Regions from separate parts of the Homo sapiens genome. Here region 2 is linked to region 1. The links are chromatin loops, found by intact Hi-C in ENCODE. Cell type or tissue: ascending aorta. All regions are shown on one strand.

What was found. Peaks named below come from ENCODE experiments on the same cell type or tissue, not always from the same donor. Only the 100,000 strongest peaks of a DNase experiment are listed, where the experiment ranks them.
Region 2: a loop joins it to region 1, with 10 times the contacts of the local background. A loop is called at or near these places in 93 of 110 quality-filtered maps.

Annotation. Positions count from the first base shown.
Region 1 is chr12:5,017,874-5,025,873 of GRCh38, forward strand. It overlaps LOC100507560 (a long non-coding RNA gene), which reads left to right. Exons shown (of 7, transcript NR_187676.1): 1 at 1-508; 2 at 988-1,169; 3 at 3,815-3,969; 4 at 4,618-4,821; 5 at 5,651-5,748; 6 at 5,919-6,032; 7 at 7,221-7,721. Among named protein-coding and RNA genes, the nearest start is that of KCNA5, 22 kb to the right of the region's middle. In ascending aorta, a CTCF peak has its summit at 4,769 (motif pointing right); a DNase peak (open chromatin) is centred at 4,806; H3K27ac peaks cover 901 bases.
Region 2 is chr12:5,079,664-5,087,663 of GRCh38, forward strand. No RefSeq gene overlaps it. Among named protein-coding and RNA genes, the nearest start is that of KCNA5, 40 kb to the left of the region's middle. In ascending aorta, CTCF peaks have their summits at 4,771 (motif pointing left) and 4,971; a DNase peak (open chromatin) is centred at 4,508; H3K27ac peaks cover 4,135 bases.

The DNA.
Region 1 (8,000 bases):
TTCTCAATAATTGTGTGTGTGTGCATGTGTGCATGTGTACGTGTGAGTGCCTGTGTGTGTGCATTGTGTGTAGGGGCTGGGGCTGGAGTCGACAACAGATCAGAGCACAGGAGTAGAGCGCTTCTGGGAGGGTGGGGCCACCCGTGAGTCACGTCCTGCACCCTGGAGCCCAGAGGACCCTTCGCTCAAACCCACCACCAGCTGGCAACACCGGACCAGACCAGCCGGAGCCGCTTTCTTCGCTGCGCAGAGGAGCCTGGGAGAAGCCAGAGGTGTAAGTCAAGCTGTGGAGGGACTGGGTGTGGCTGAGCCCCGTGACAAGTGGGAGGAGCCAGGGATGCTTGGGAGGGGAGGCACTGTGCGCGAGAGAGGAGGGAAAGGGGAAGCGTTCGTGCCTCTCTGCCCCCTGTCCCCCTCTTGCTGCATAGTAGCCACATCCATGTCTCTTGTACCCTGCAATCTGGAGGCCACTGCCAGAAGCTGGAAATCTCAAGTAGAGCAGCAAAAGGTATGAGGATTGACACAAAGTTGTGGCCGATGGAGGCTCCCCAAAGTGCATGGAAGGTGGTGATCCAGTGTCTAAAGGCAGGAGTACTGGGGCAACCCCATAGCTGGGGGTCCTATGGGAGAGACTGAGGAACTTCGGTTTGTGGACTCTCAGTCAACTGTGTTACTGAGGAGGGGAAAGGAAAGTAGATGAGTTGGTGGTTTGAACAAGACCCAAATCTTGCTTCTACTTATAGGTGCTCACAATGGCCAGTGCCCTGGAAAAGCTCTGGAATAAATACACCTGGGCCTTAGAAAGCAGAGGCAGGAGACAATGCCATCCAGTGGGAGCTTTCATTTGTTTCCTCAGCCAGCCTCTGTGTCAGGCTTTTTGGGAACAAGGGCTGGATGAACAAGACCTTGGGAGTTCCTGTGGGGAGGGACTGGGGGTGAATGGGCAGTGTGGCTGGCCCGGTGATCACTTCTCCTCTGCTTGTCTAGGCTTGAGGATGGATTCTTGGCTCCTGGTGCATTGCCACTCCCTGCCACCCTCCTCCTTGTCTTCTATCTTCTCCTGGTGGCGTCAGGCCTTGCTTCGTGTCCCAACAGGAGCCTCTGGGGCTGGCACAGCCCTCACTGCCTACAACCTGGGCCTGGTGGTTCTCCTAGGGTGCCTCTGGGAGGTAAGGCTGGTGGGCTGGGGTTCCTGGAGAGTTCTAGGATCTTTTTTTGGAGGGCTGACCAAGGGATAAGTAGAACCATGATATTCCTACATAGAAAATTGAAAAGCCTTTTTGATGGGGTCACATGCAGGAGCTGGGATTCTGTGCCATCGTTGGCTGCTCAATCCCTGTTGCAAACTTTCACTCTTCATTTCCTCACATGAGAGAGTACAGGTCAGTGGCAAGCCAGAGTGGAATTCCTTATCCCTCCCACCTCATGTGGATCCCCAGTCTCCTGTTTCCACCTGGGCTCTGTTCATCTCTGCCTGGTTTTCTGATCCCCAAATCTGGTATTCCTTTCAGACCTTGTAAACAGTCATTCAGCAGGTGTATATCAAATATATGCTTCGTGCCAGGCTGTGTTTGGCCTGCAGAATCCCTGTTGGATAAGGCCCCCCTGCCCTCCAGAGGCTCACAGTCTAGAGGGGAGACAGGTGTGGACACAGGCAGTTGCAATGCAGTGTGTTGAGTGGGCAACAGAGAGGATGTATCACGCACCAAGGGCAGGCAGGATGGGGCAGTAACCTGGTCTCTGGTCCAGGGGTGAGGATGTCAGGAAAAGCTTTTCACAGGTGGTAATGATCATCACAGATGTGTTTCCATGTTGATTACAGGCAAGGAATTGGTGTCGACACTTTATGAGGATTGGCTCATCTAATCCTCATGATAGCACTGTTTGAGGCACAGAGGGGTTAAGTAACTTAGCAGGTGGCAAGGCACAGAGGCAGAGTGCAAACCAGGCACCCTGACTGAACAGCTTGCAGCCTCCTCCTCCATCTCTTCCACCTGTTGGTGAGTTAGCAGGGAGGAGACAGAAGAAGCAGGTCCGGACAGCCCCATCTCTTCCAACTCCTCTTCGTCTCTTCCTTTCTTATTGCTGAGCTACAGTGCATCCTCCACCCTACTGACAATAATCTACCCCAAGCACAGGGAGGATGGTTCCACTGCCTGCTAGGAGCCTCTGATGCTTCCCATCCCGCAGAGGCTGAGGCTGAACCCCCTTCATGGACACATGAAGCCCTCTAGAGTCCTCTCTGGCCTTGTCTTCCACTCCGCCTCGTCTCCCTCTATATGCTCTCAGCAGCCTTGCACACCACCCTCATCCAGCACAGGCCTGCTCGCCAGCCCACACAGCCATGCTCAGCAAGTCCTCAGGCCTGGGCACATCACTGATTTTCTGCCAGAATTGCTCTTGTCCCCCAATCTCCTGACAAACTCCTGCACATCCTTTAGATTCAGGTCAGTTGTCGCCTCACAGGAAGCGGTCCCTGACTCCTCTACGGCCAGGTTATTTGTTTCCTTGCTTAGCCATTCCCAGCTCTGGGTACAGTCCTGGACTTTCTGAGGTGGGCTGGAGCCACTCTACCCGCGGGTGAGCACCAGGTGTGGGTCTCCCCGCAAATTCATGTTCAGTGACTTTGTGCGAAATAACTTGAAGTCCCTCCACCCTGGTGGCAGTATTTACACCATAGGAATTGACAAACCCCGCAGACACCTCCCCCACCTTAGGAGCTTATTAAGGATATACTGACCCCCCACTGACTGTGTCTTTCTCCAACTGTGTCACCACTTTCGTATGTGTCTTTCTCCCCTCCCAAATGGCAAGTACTTCAAAGGCAAGGCCTCTGTCTTATTTATCCGTTTACAGACAGACCCAGCGTACTGTCTGGTAGCACATGAGGGCTGCCAATAACTCATGAGACGTGAGGCATGCCCTAGAGAATTTGTCATTTAATTATGGCAACCAGGCATTCTCCTGCCACCCCAGTCCCTTGAAAACTCTGCCACGCCCACAGTCAGCTTCCTGCTCAGAAACCTCAGTAGGTCCTTTTGCATATATGGCCAGAATGCCATGTCCCCCAAGGTAGGGATTTGTATCTGTTTGGTTTTATCAATGAGATCCAGTGCTCAGAACAGTGCCCAGCATGGAGAAATGCTTTGTACCTTTCAACACATTATTGTCAAATAAATCAATAAATGATAAAATTCAAGCTCCTTACAACAGGCTTCAAGACCCTTTATTCACAATTCTGTCTCTCCAATTCTGTGGCCAGCTTCTCCTTTGGTCAGAGCCTCCGCACCAGTCCCGCTGATCTCCTAGTTAGCCCCTCAGGTCCAGGTACCACATACTCTTGTCCTGGCATGAAACTCCCACTCCCTCCCCTCTGTCTGCCCAAAGCCGCCTCATTCTTTGATCCGACTCCTGGAACACCTGCTATTTTCTACTCTTCCTCTAGCACCAACCTGTAAGGTTAGGATTTTTTTCTACATTCTCAGCCAGGCTTTGAGCTCCTTAGGGCAGGGCTGGCGTATGGACCACCTTGGTGTCTCCAGCACCCACCTCAGGCTTTCATGCATAGTAGGCACCCGGGGTAGGGTTGTAGCCTATATTTGCTCACATTAAAAAATTAGAGACCAGCAAGATATATGCAAGTTGCCGCCTCTAACCTCGCCACCCCATGGAGTTTCTTTTTAGCAGTTGTTGACCAAGTGTCAGCAGAGGTTGCATTGGGGTGTTGGTGTTCAGGAGCCCGAGCCAGTCGGGGCTCACCATGGTGGCAGCAGGCTTTATGACTTGGTCTTTTCCTCTTTCCTTTTCCTCTCAGGTCATGGTCACCCCGCTGCTGGCTAACTGCAGCTACTTCTGCCAGCCAGTGGACTACAGATGGAGAAAGCATGGAATGAGGGTATGGCAGGGAGCAGGAAGCAAGCCTGGAGAGGGTTAGGAGGAACAACTTCATAACAATCGGAGGTCAAGGAGGTATCACCTGAGCCTTTTGATGAGAGGCAGGGGACTAGCTAGTTTTGGAGTCAGATAACATCAATTTGGATCTCAGCTCTGCCAGTTACTTGCTGTGTGACTCTGGGTGGCACACCTAACTCTTCTGGGACTCAATTTTCTTATCTATAAGATTGAGATAATAATACCTATTTTATAAAGCGAAATGATTGAAGGAAGACGGAATCAGATAATATATGATAGATAATATATGAAAGTGTTTAGCACAGGGGCCGGCACACACTGAGCGGTAGCTAGGTGGTAGTGATTTCATCACTGTTAGCTGTTCTCTGTTTCAACTGGAAGCAGAACAAAAGACTCTAGCTGAAGCCTGTCTCCAGGTAGCTAAGGCTTCTCACCAGCTGATATGGATGTTGAGTCACTGGATGTTGGTGATGGGCTCATGTCCTGTGACTCAAAGTATGATCCTTGGGCCAGCAGCATCATTTGGGAGCTTGTTGGAAATGCAGAATCTGTGCTCCACCCCAGGCACACTGATTAAGAATCTTCTTTTCAACGAACAAGATGCCCACATGCTCATTAGATTCCAAGGTTCTGGGCTGGGGCACATTTGGAGAGTCCTTCTGTGGTCACTCCAGTAGCTTCTCCCCTTCTTTCCTGTGCGAACAGGCATCTTCCTGGAGACAGGAAGGTAGGCACTGTGGAATCAGCGGTGCGTAGAACAGTGAGGATTTGGGGCTGAACCCAGCCCAGGTGGGCCAAGCCGTGGCACCAGCCGGACTGCAGTCTGATGGAACTTCCCCTTCCTGCCCAGCAGATGGCGAGCGTGTGCTGCTGGTGCCTCTTTCCAAAGGACGTTGAATTGCTTGACAGGTAAGATCCCGGACCCATGGGCTCCTGTATATCCGTCAGCCAAATCTGGGGTGGTGTCTGACTCTGCCAGCAAGAATGCTCTCTAGGTTTGCCCAGGCAGCCATGCCAGAGACTAATTTCAGAGTAAAGCCTTGGTCCAGTACCTGGCTGAGGGAGGATGCTCAGCCACTGAGGTAGCATCCCTCTCTGCCGGCTCCCCTGGTCCCTGCTTTCTATCAACAGAAGTAGGAGTAGGCATTTGCCCCATTAGTATCCAGGTTCCAGGTAAAATTAAAATGGAAAATTAAACAAATTTTAAAACTGACATGATATAGCAAGGGTCATCCAACGGCAAAAGCCATCCTTCCATGTTAATGAGAAGAAACCTTGCTGGTGAGGCCAGGGAGCTTGTGGGATTAAGCAGGGTGGGGCAAGAGCATAATGTTGGTGTGGTTGGTGATGAAAAGAGGGTACTCTTTCTTCTCAGTCTCTTGCCAAAATGATCTGAGCAAAGATCACGTGGGAATGTGTTGTGTGGGTGTCCGGATTTGGGCTGACTGTTCAACACCTGAACTCTTACCCCGGTGGCCTGGGGGGCAAGGATCGGACATTGGAAAGAACCCAGTCTCTGAAGCCAGACTGTTCTGATCCCAGTTTGGCCACCTACTAGTTGTGTGCCTTTGGGCAAGTTACTTAACCTTTCTGTGCCTCTGTTTTTTTTTTTTTTTTTTTTCTTGAAAAATGGAAGTAGTAGAAGTATAAACTGCACACAATTATGTGGTATTTAAGTGATTATTTTATACACATAAAGTAGAATAGTGTTCTCTTCCCTCCTCTTCCCACCACACAGCCCTGCCCAGCATCTAGAAGACCACCTGAAGCTTTCACACTTTGAGACCTTAGATCCTGCGAGGGTTTGAATTTCAAAAGCTTCAATTAAAGCACACAGTAGGTCATAAATTGGTGTTTGACTGTTGTTATTTCCCTTTAGTTTTACTCTCTTCTTCAGTAAAACAGGTAGAATTACCATATCCCACTCTAAGGGGTAGTTGAGGCCCCTGGAGAAGTCTGGAGAAAGGAGACCTCCAGAGTTGATGCCATCTCTTCCTCCTCTCCAGGTGTTCTTTACTTTATGAATGAAGCCAGAGCAGCCCACCTTCCTGCATCTCTACCACCATGGCACCATGCCCTGTGATGGGTGGGCTGGAGTCAAATATGTAGCAGGCAGCCAGGTAAGTGATGCGCGCCGTGGACGGCCCTGCTCCAGGCCCTAGTAAGGCAGGTCTGCTGGGCTGGTCTGCTGGGCTGAGTCCCAGCTCAGGAGACCTGCATCCCTGGAATATCATGGCTGGTCTCTAACTTTTCCCTTCCCTGAGGTCATGAGACCAGGCCTCTGCTCCCATTTGTCCCTGTGGCTCCTCAGAGCTCTCGGGCTACCCCTCTCTGGGATGGGGAGGTGGCTGCTGGGAGATGCTCATAGCCATCAGCCCAGAGAACACAAAGGTAGTAGAAACATTCTCATTGAGCATCTCAATAACTCCAGCCCTCCATCATCACGATCTCAGATGGCTCATGCCGGACCTCTGCAGGATAAGGTCTTTCCAGGGATTCTCTGTGGAGATTGCAGAGGTGCTCTCTGCAGCTTGGAGGATTGAAACATCAAAGAGAACTCCCACACCACAGCTAAGCCCAGCTCCACTTATTTTCCTTTATCTCCCCACACCCCACTCTGCAGCCTTCTTCATAGGGATGCTTAATTCTTTGGTCCATGTCTTCATGGACTGGCCAGGTTGTGGCCTTCTATGTGGCCCTGCTTCTGGTGGAAATGATATCTTACCACCCTACAGCTGGTAAGGAGATCTCATTGGCTCCAGGGGCCTTGGCTGAACCCTTGGTTCTATTCTTGGCTTGTCACTCTATACCAGTGACTTGGCATCTGCCCATAAACAAGCCCTCTCATCCTTAGATCTTCCTTAGCTTCCTAACTTGCAAGGGCCTCGGTAGCCATCTCATCAGATCCTGGAACTAACCCTAACTCACTGGCACAGTGTGGGACTTTGAGCAAATGGCTTCCATGCTCAGGTCTCAATGTCATTATCTATAAAATGAGGGCCTCAGCCAGATGACCTCTAAGCATTAATATCCTGTGAGTCTGTGATCACCGATTGCACCCTCCAGGTGCCTGGATGTCTTGCAGTTTTGGGAGAACCACTGCCCCCCAGATGGTGATGACAGCCTAAAGTGTCCCATACGGGGCTCTGGATAGACTGAGTTTATCATCAGGGCCACCATGACATGGCTGGATGGGGGAATTGGGGAAACCACGACCAGGAGAAGGGTCAAGAAGATTCTTGGGATCATGGGGTGGAAAAAACTGACTGCTCTCCCTTCTCTTTCTTCTCATGCTTTCTTTTGCCCAGGGTCAGTTTGTGGCCACTGCTGCCCCCTCTTCCTACAGTCTCCTCACTGAGTGCCCCTTCCCTGTTGGGTTCAACACATCTGTGCTCCTGTAAGCCCTCAGCCTCCTCGTTCTCTTCCTCAACTTCTACCACCAGACACATCTGAGAAGCAAGCAAGAGAGGCTGAACTAGGAGCAGGACCCAGGGACTGAAACCAGCACAGCATCCCCACAGAGAATTGGGTGGAAGGCAGCATGGCTTCCAGCTTACTGGTGCTGAGCAGATTGCTCTGGGTCTCCATTGTATCCTCTGAAGGAAGGAGGAGGATTGCCTTCTGTCCAGATCTCAGGATCAAACAAATAGGTCCAATTTCCTGTGCTCACTTCAGTTAGAGCACTTCTCATGTGACTTTGTAGCTTTGTGTGCATCTCCTTCCTCTACTAGACCTAAGCCCCTCACGGGAGGGACTCTCTTATTCTTGATGTTCCCCACACCTGGAATTTCAATAAACATCTCAATAAACGTGTGTGTTTGGATCCTTGGATCCCATGACTGCCGTCATAACCTTGGTGAAGAAGAGGGCTGGGAGTAGGAAAGAGGTCAAGGTTCGCTTGATCTCTAACCCTATAGTGGGAAATTGTGACGGAGAATATTCAAGAGTGGGTGTGGGTCTGTTTGATTTCAGGTGTAGCTGTGTAAATAGTTAGCCCTGCATATATTTTTGTCTACTCACAACTGCCTGCATGTGTATTCATAGAGTTGTGTGATTCTGTGTATGTGCCTGGGGAGTGGGAGAGGGCC
Region 2 (8,000 bases), 62 kb after region 1:
GATTCAGAATTTGTAATGTGGAAGACACACATCTGGATATCTGGAAGGATGGGGAGGGAGGGTCGGGCTACTCGATGAGGCGATCAGGGCAACGCGGCTTCTGCCCCTTGAAAAGAAGGCTCAAGTCAACCCACCTGAATCCTTCCACCGTGGCAGCTCTGAAGCCATAACAAACCATGCTATGATTCCCTGGTTATCTTACAACTGCTTCCCTATACCGCCCCATGGCCACCCCACCTCCAGTTTTGAAACCTCAAAGCCCGTCTGTGGCCTTAGAAGCCCGAGCTGTCCTGTGAAATCACGGTCTCCCACACAACCACGAGTTGCTCCCTGGGATTCAGAGTCCTCAGCTGTCAAACAAGGAGTGGGGCTGGGTTGTAAGGTGCCTGGTCCTTTTGGAATTTCCGGCTTTTGTCCTGGGATGTCTTGGGGGCAGCTTTGTTCGAGGAGGTCAGGTGTAGATGAGGTAACTCTCATGGTGCTTCCATCCCTTCCATTGTTATGTCAGGTGTTTAACATGTTTGCTGACTCTCATGCCATTTCTCAAGGTGGTCTGTAGGGTTTTCTCTTGAGCTCATCTTTACCTGAACTGTTTAAATGCAAATCCTGGGCCACTTGGCTATAGGGTCCCTGCTGGTCAGCATGGGCTTTGGCTTCCGCAAAAGGTCTCAGAATGAGGATCGTGGCCCAGAACCAATTTCTATATTGATGTCCTCCTTCATCATGTGTATAGTATATTTTTGGACACCAAAGTCTTGTTGAACACAGCCTTGCAGATTTTTGCTTTCTCATGGGAGCCTTCTCCCACCCAGAACTCCAAGTAAAGACAAACATCCCTGCCAGCTCCCTGAGCTGGAGGGTAGAGATTGCATAGTCACTTTTTACTGAGGTCATTGCCCTTTGCGAATGAGTAGGAGATTTTGTAGTTTCTTTTTACTGAAGATCATAGCTTAGCATAGGGTTCTCAGAGCCAGATCCTTATGGCCTTCTCTCCTGCCCTGGTGTCTGATGAATGAAGCCTGTGGGCCCAGTTCAGGTCTGGTCTAGACATTCCTTACCCCAAGCCACCTTTCCACTGGGAACTGCTTCAGTAAGAGATCTCCCCATTCTGGCTTTCAATTAATCATTTCAGACATCTATGGATTTTTCTTCCTCTTGTAAGCCCAACTACGTATGTATTTTTTAAATGTATGTTATTTGGCATTTTTATCTGCTGAGGTGCAAGCTTACGCTAGCCCAGCTCAGCACATGTCCATAACTCTAAGTCCCAGACGACACCGTGTTGCATGATTCCTTTCTAGACAAGAAAGCCATTTATTGGAATTAGCAGAGAGAATCTCTCACCAGTCCAGACTTTCCCATGGGGTTCTACTGATGCGGAACCAAAAGCGGCAGACAGGAAAATCCCTTTTCTCTGTGTTCCCTGCTCTATGGCGAGAGGACCGAGGCACCTAGGAGCTTCATTCCTAAGACGCTCCATCCTTGGAGGCTGCCACTCTTTAGCCCCTCCTCCCCTGCCTGGGAACGTGCTTGGGTCTCTCTTCACAGTTCCCCATTGGCTGGCGGAGTGCTCGGATGGACAGTGACCGTCTGGTGACCCAGCAGGGCGGAGGGAAGCTTTGGATGAGAATCCTCGGCTTCCCTGAGGACGCCTGAGGGTGGGGAAATAATCTCCCTTCTTCTCCAGCCATACAAGTTGCTTATCCCAGTTTCAGCTTTCTATGGTTTCAAAGATATATCCAGCTTTATCTGTTATGACGTAATTGAGGTGGAGGTAGAGGAGTTCAAGAAACGGAAGGGGGGTATCAGCTAGTTTGTGGGGATTTTCCTTTGTAGACCAGTATTAATGTGCGAAGCCCTTAACACCGAACAAGAGAAACCAGGGTTTTATTAATGTTAAAATTTCAGATAGAAGGTATGCTTTGGCGTGGAATAGGATCATTGTCGACATTGACGAAATAACACAATACATTGGGATTTTGAGAGATAGAAAAGAGGAAAAAGGAATTTCTCATCTTTCATAGAGAGAGGTTAACAGATACTGTCCACATTTGCAAGGAAATACTAATCTTAAAATTCTAAGTATTTTAAAAGTTTATTTATGTTTAAAGTAATTTTAGGTATGTTATTTAATGTCACAAAGATAAGTACTAGGGAAAAATTAAAATAGTTACTGATAAAAATTAAGATCCAGCGAGGAGAGGGTATGAGGTTGCAGAATTCAACAAATTCCCTATCTGTGACACTTGGTAGACAACAATTTCTGTTAAAATTAGGTAAATCAGCAATAGAAGCATAAACATTTTGTTTTCTACTAAGATGGTAACCATGAGAAGAACAAAAGCCAGAAACTAGTCATTGCGGTTATCTCTGGAGGGCAGAGGAGGGAGAATTTTCTTGTTTCATGTCTTTCTGTGATGTAGCTATTTTTTAAGATCATGGGCATGCAATTATTTCTATAATAATAAAAACCACTTAATGCATTTAATGGGTCAGAGATAATTGTATCTTGGTCAGCAGAATCTAGACAGAGAAATGTTTTGATTTCTGGGACTGCCAAATCTGTCTTCTTAAGCAAGATAAAGCCATGGAGGTCAGGAGGGATAAGCTGGCACTCTGTGACAGCCGGGTGGGAGAGGGGGCAGATAAGGCTCACCTTGCTCCAGCGGAGGGAGCATGGGAGTGAAAGAAGAAGGCCGAGTGCGTGTTAAAGGGTCAGGCTACTGCGGGCACATTGTTTCTTCAAGGGTCAGGAATATTGTGTCTAGGAAGACTATCTGGAGAATAAGAATTTTTCTACCTAGAGAACAGGAAAAAGATTAGAGAAACAGACACACACACACACACACTCACACACACACACACTCACACACACACGCTAGAATGTTGTTACTGTATTTTTCTCTTGGTTCTGTGGTTCCCCACATTCAGTAATTGGCCTTTCTGACTATTTCAGGGCCCTATATCGGAGCCCTTAATTTCTTTAAATTAAGAAATAGTCTAGAGAAAACAAAAGACAAAAGATGTGTTAGCTCAGATGCCATTCTGTGAAAAGGAAGCATTCCCCAGCACAGGTGAGATTCCTACTTATGTAGAATGATGGCAAATACAAGCTGAGACTCTAGTTCCTGACTCTTAATAGGGAGCTCTTTGTTCCAAAGGAAACTTCTTCTGCAGTGTCCCTAAAAACCACAGTGCCAGCGCCCCATCCTTCTGCAATTCCCACTGTGCCCTGACCATTGCCTATGCTTCACAAAGCTTTGTCTAGGAGCCTGAGGCTTTGGTCCTTTAGGAACCTCAGTAGATAAGCTGGAGTTTCCCAGTAGGTTTCCAAAGTGGTACTCAAATTTCTGATTTATTCTTCATTCATTTTAACATAGAAAGATGTCCTTTTCCTTCCCCCCTGACTAAGGTACCAAGAACTTGCTCAGGTTCACCATGGGAGGGTGGAAAAGCCCTCAGGACTGTGCAGCCAGTGGGAACATACACCATCGTCCTTCTGCAAAGCACCTCTCCCTTCCCCATCCTCCAAAACGCATTGGCCCAAACCACCACCTCCAGCCTTGATGTTGAAAATCCAACCCCCATGTTGGGCTATACATGTGTCAACCCTCACTGATGCTTTTAATTTCATCTCCTTCTGTTTTTTATGCATCATGTACTAACCTTCTTTCTGGACATTGTGTAAGCTTATGCCTCTGTGTCTTGGCACCACTTCTCCTCTGTGCCCGGAATGGCCTTCTTTGCCTCTCAGGTTTTCAAAACTTTACTTGATGACCCCTCAGGCCATTAACTGGTGTATCCTCTGGGCTGTTAGAGCACTGTATGTTAGTCTTGGCACCTTGTATCTCATTCATGTGTCAGTCATCTTCCAGATTCCCTTAAGGTCAGAAACTTGTGTCTCATCAATCTCTATGCCCAGCCCCTGGCACAGCAGCCATGCCATCCCCAGCACACACCAGGAGGCTCCCACATGTTGTAGGTGTGAAGATGAGCTTTGAGGTCTAACTGAGTAGAAGTCCCAACTCTGCCACTTACTTGCTGTGGGACTGGGGCAAGTTAATACTCCGTGCAATGAGGATTGCCTCCACTTCATTGGTTTGCTGTGATGATGAAATCAGATTGTTCCTGTAAAATGCTTTGTGCATGTATTATGTACTCAGTCAAATTTACCTATAATTATTAAATGAAAGGAATGTAGTGCACAATTTCAGATTTTTTTTCTGCCCACATTTTCTCTTATCTTTTCTAAAATTCCTAAACTAGGTAGCAAGAGCTGCAAGAACTTTCAGAGCTTGGAGACAGGCCCTAAAATCACAAGAATAAACCAACCTTCATGTGCTCCAAAATATGCCTCCTGGGTTGGAAGCAATGACAGGTTTCTGCAGAAGCTGGCTTTCCCATCGCCTGTCTCTAGACTGCTAAAGGGGGCTATCATTTGGAAAGTCCTCTAAAGATGGAAGTCTCCATTCCATTGGCGAGCGCATATCAACCCTGGAATGTTCTTTTTCCTGACTCATTTCCATCCATCACAACGAGTGTAGTTTTAGGCCCTCTGCCCTTATTCTGTCACCACAGACTTGTATCCCATAGAAAACTATTTCAAAGCCTGGAGCGTCTTCTCTGGTTCTCCTGATTAGGGTTTTTTTGTTGTTGTTTTTTTGTTTTTTTTGTGTGTGTTTTTTTTTTTTTTTTGGAGGGAAGGGGATGAGTTTCCATCAAAGGCTAGAAGGCAGAGCTGAATCTTGGACATGGTCCTTGGGTGACACCTGATGGTTAAATGCCATATCGCAACCATTTTTTTCTTCTGCCCAACAGTACACAAACTAGCAGAAAAGAGTCACCATTCAACAGATATTTTTGACTTGTTTCCATGAATAAAGGTAACTGACCAGCCAGGGGATCAGACCTCTGAGTTGATAAATATGCATCAGCTAGCTGAGCTCAGAAAATCCAGGTGACAAAGGAGGGGTCCTGGGGAGGAATGCGTTCGGGGTGAATCACCCACCTCCCAGGCCCGAAGGAAAGGGCTACTGTTCTCTGTACATGCATTTTTTATTACAACTTCACGGTATCACAAAACCATTGTTATCAGCAAGGCCCCACTAACCATGACAATGACCCCAGTACCACTTTTCCTTTGTCTTACCCTTTACTTTTACGAAGTACCTCTGTTATTTGAGCCTGACCCTAAAATCCTGTAAGGTGGGCAATGACAAGATTATTGTCTCAGCTGTTTGGTAGGGGAACTGAAATGTCTGGTCCAAAGCCAGATTGCTTTGCAATGCTGCTTCTGGGACTAGAGTGCAGAGGCCTTCCCTTCTGTGGTCCCAGTTTTGCTATTTTCAAGCTGCAATGATTTCTTCCCTCATGCCCTTTTACTCCAACCTCACTTCCCTCATGGTTCAAGTCCTCCCATCTCTACTGCAATGACTGCAATGATCCCTGGTCCCTGCTCTCTAGTCTCTTCCCCTTTCACGCCCTTCCATGGTGGAGTCAGTTGTATGTTTAAGACAAAGATCCAATCACACCTGATTTAAAACAAAAACCAAAATAAAACTGCCATGGTTTTCACTGCAGCCAGCACAAAGCTTAACCGTCTTGGCCTCCTGCACAACATCCTTGACTCCTGACTGCATCGACAGCCTCATCCCCAGCTCCTCTCCTCCCTGCCACCTGTGTCCCACCACACACACCAAATTTGAGCTCCAGCCACACATGGTTGCTGATCTCCATTCCCCATAGTCTTCCACCGCCCACCGCATTAATTTCCTCTCACAACATGCTTTCTTCTCACTTCTGTAGGCTGGCCATTCTGCTGTCTCCTCCAGATCCATTCTCCTCATTTCTCTTCCTTGCTTATTGTCCCAGAGACCATCACTCAGGCTCCATTCTCTCTGGATTCCAGTTGGCTTCAGCCATGAATCCTGCACTAGCCAGAGACCAGAGAGCAAGGTCCTGGTGCTCACAGTCCTCCTTGTGATTTGGGGAGTGGGTGCATCCCTCTTCCTAGGTCCCAGTCCTGTAACAGCCCTTCTCCACAGCCACAGCCATCTGCAGGTTCTGGGTATCCCACACTCACTCCATCCACTTGACTCCTTGGGCCTAGAGGTCTAGTGGCTTCCTGCTGCTCCCGGTGCCCTGTTGGCTCTCATGGCACTGCCCACACCCCTGCACCTTCTTTAGGCTCTGTTTGTCATTCCTTTCCAGTGTGTTCTGCATTCTGCCAGGAAGACCCTGACTGATACAACCTCTTCAGTGAGGCCTCTCCTGCATCCTCCTTCCTTCCTGGTAGCAGTAATCACTCCCACATAGAGTACCGTCCATGCATGCTACCTCACAGGATTAGTGGTTTGCACCATGAGTGACTCCATGGCAATGCTTCTTTCATTCATCTTTGTATCCACAGTCCTCAGTATGTGGTCTGGCACACAGTATGAGGTCAAAATGCTTAATGAATGAATCACTTCTTGCACAAAAGAGATGTTTTATTTGAAAGGATGTAGTCGAATGATATCAAGGCTTTGGGTTTGAACTTTATATGGATCAGTTATTTTTATGAAGAGCTTATGGCAGAGATTCTACCCTCATTCTGGTCAGTCATAATGGTTTCCCTTGAAGCGTGGATGGATCCACCAGCTTTCTCATGCCCAAGAGAGTGCCCTGCTCCAGAACACACAGGCTCTTGTGGCATGGCTTTTGAGGGAAAGCCCAATCATAGCGGAGAGTCATCCTCTGTAAGTCCTGCAATATATTGTGCATGGAGGCACAAAGCTTCTGGAGGTAGGAAGAGATGCTTCAGAACCAGAAGTGTCAGCTCCAAGGGGTGTCTGCTGATGAGTTGGCGTCATCATCAGGCTTCCCTGCTTTAACCAACCTACTTGAATCAATGACTACACTGAGCTTCTAGAGGGAAGGCTGGGGCTGGCCAAGAGACAGAGTTTGGGAGCTCTCATCACCGGTTCACTGATACGGGCTCTTTCATCTCACAAGACGCTAAAGCACAAAGACTTTCTGGAGATCATTGGGAAGGAAAAACCCAGGAGTGGGCACTAAGATGAGTCGTTGGAGCTGGAAGATGAGAGTGAAACTTCTGTTCTACGGAAGAAGGGGCCAAGACTTGGAGATGCTGTGTGTCTCGTGTTGCTCAGTCCCCAGACAGGATTTGGGATTCAGATGTGCACAGAGAGGTGATGGGCTGGCCCTGGTGCCCAACACACACCAGCTCTTCATCTGAAGGCTCTGTAGCATCTGCCTCCAGGCCTTTCTGTGACTCTCTGGGCCAAAGGCAGGAAAAGCAGGGCAAATCTTCTTCAAAGGATTTGGTTTATTTGCCACTAGAGTAATTCCAGATAGATCAAGGATGCAAGGCTTGGCAGTGTATTTGGGAAGTTGGGCTGGGATTCAACATTTGTTAGGGTTAATCAAGAGCTGCAGAGTTCTGTGCACCTAGAAGGTATTCATTAAAATTTGGTGAATAGATTAAAAGACAAAGCCACACACGCAGTACTTGTGGACAGAGCTGACTTTACAAGTCCCCCTCGCTTACCACGCCATCCATAGTAAATACCCCACAAGTCCCTTCACTGCTGGTCCTAGGTCTTTGCCCGGCTTCCCTGTCAATGTCTGGACACCTAAACGGGCTTCCTGGTTTTCCTCCAGCCTCCTTGCTTCTTGGCCCTCAGTGTGTGTGTGTGTGTGTGTGTGTGTGTGTGTGTGTGTGTGTGTGTGTGGTTGGGGAGGGCGGGTAGGCAGCCTTCCCCTGTTGCTATATTGGGAATTCTAAGCCCGTTGCTGTAAATGAAGTGACATTTGCCTTCGCATCCTTGTCTGAAAAGAGGCTCCTTTACACTGACTATATTTCTAGCCCCACCACGGTCACTTAGAGTGGCCACTGAGGGAGTTGAGGAGGTCACAGCCTCTCCTCGTGTATAGAGCAGGTGTTTGCACACTGGAACCTTTTTGCACACGCAGGGCTGGCCTCTGAGGTAGGGATTTCA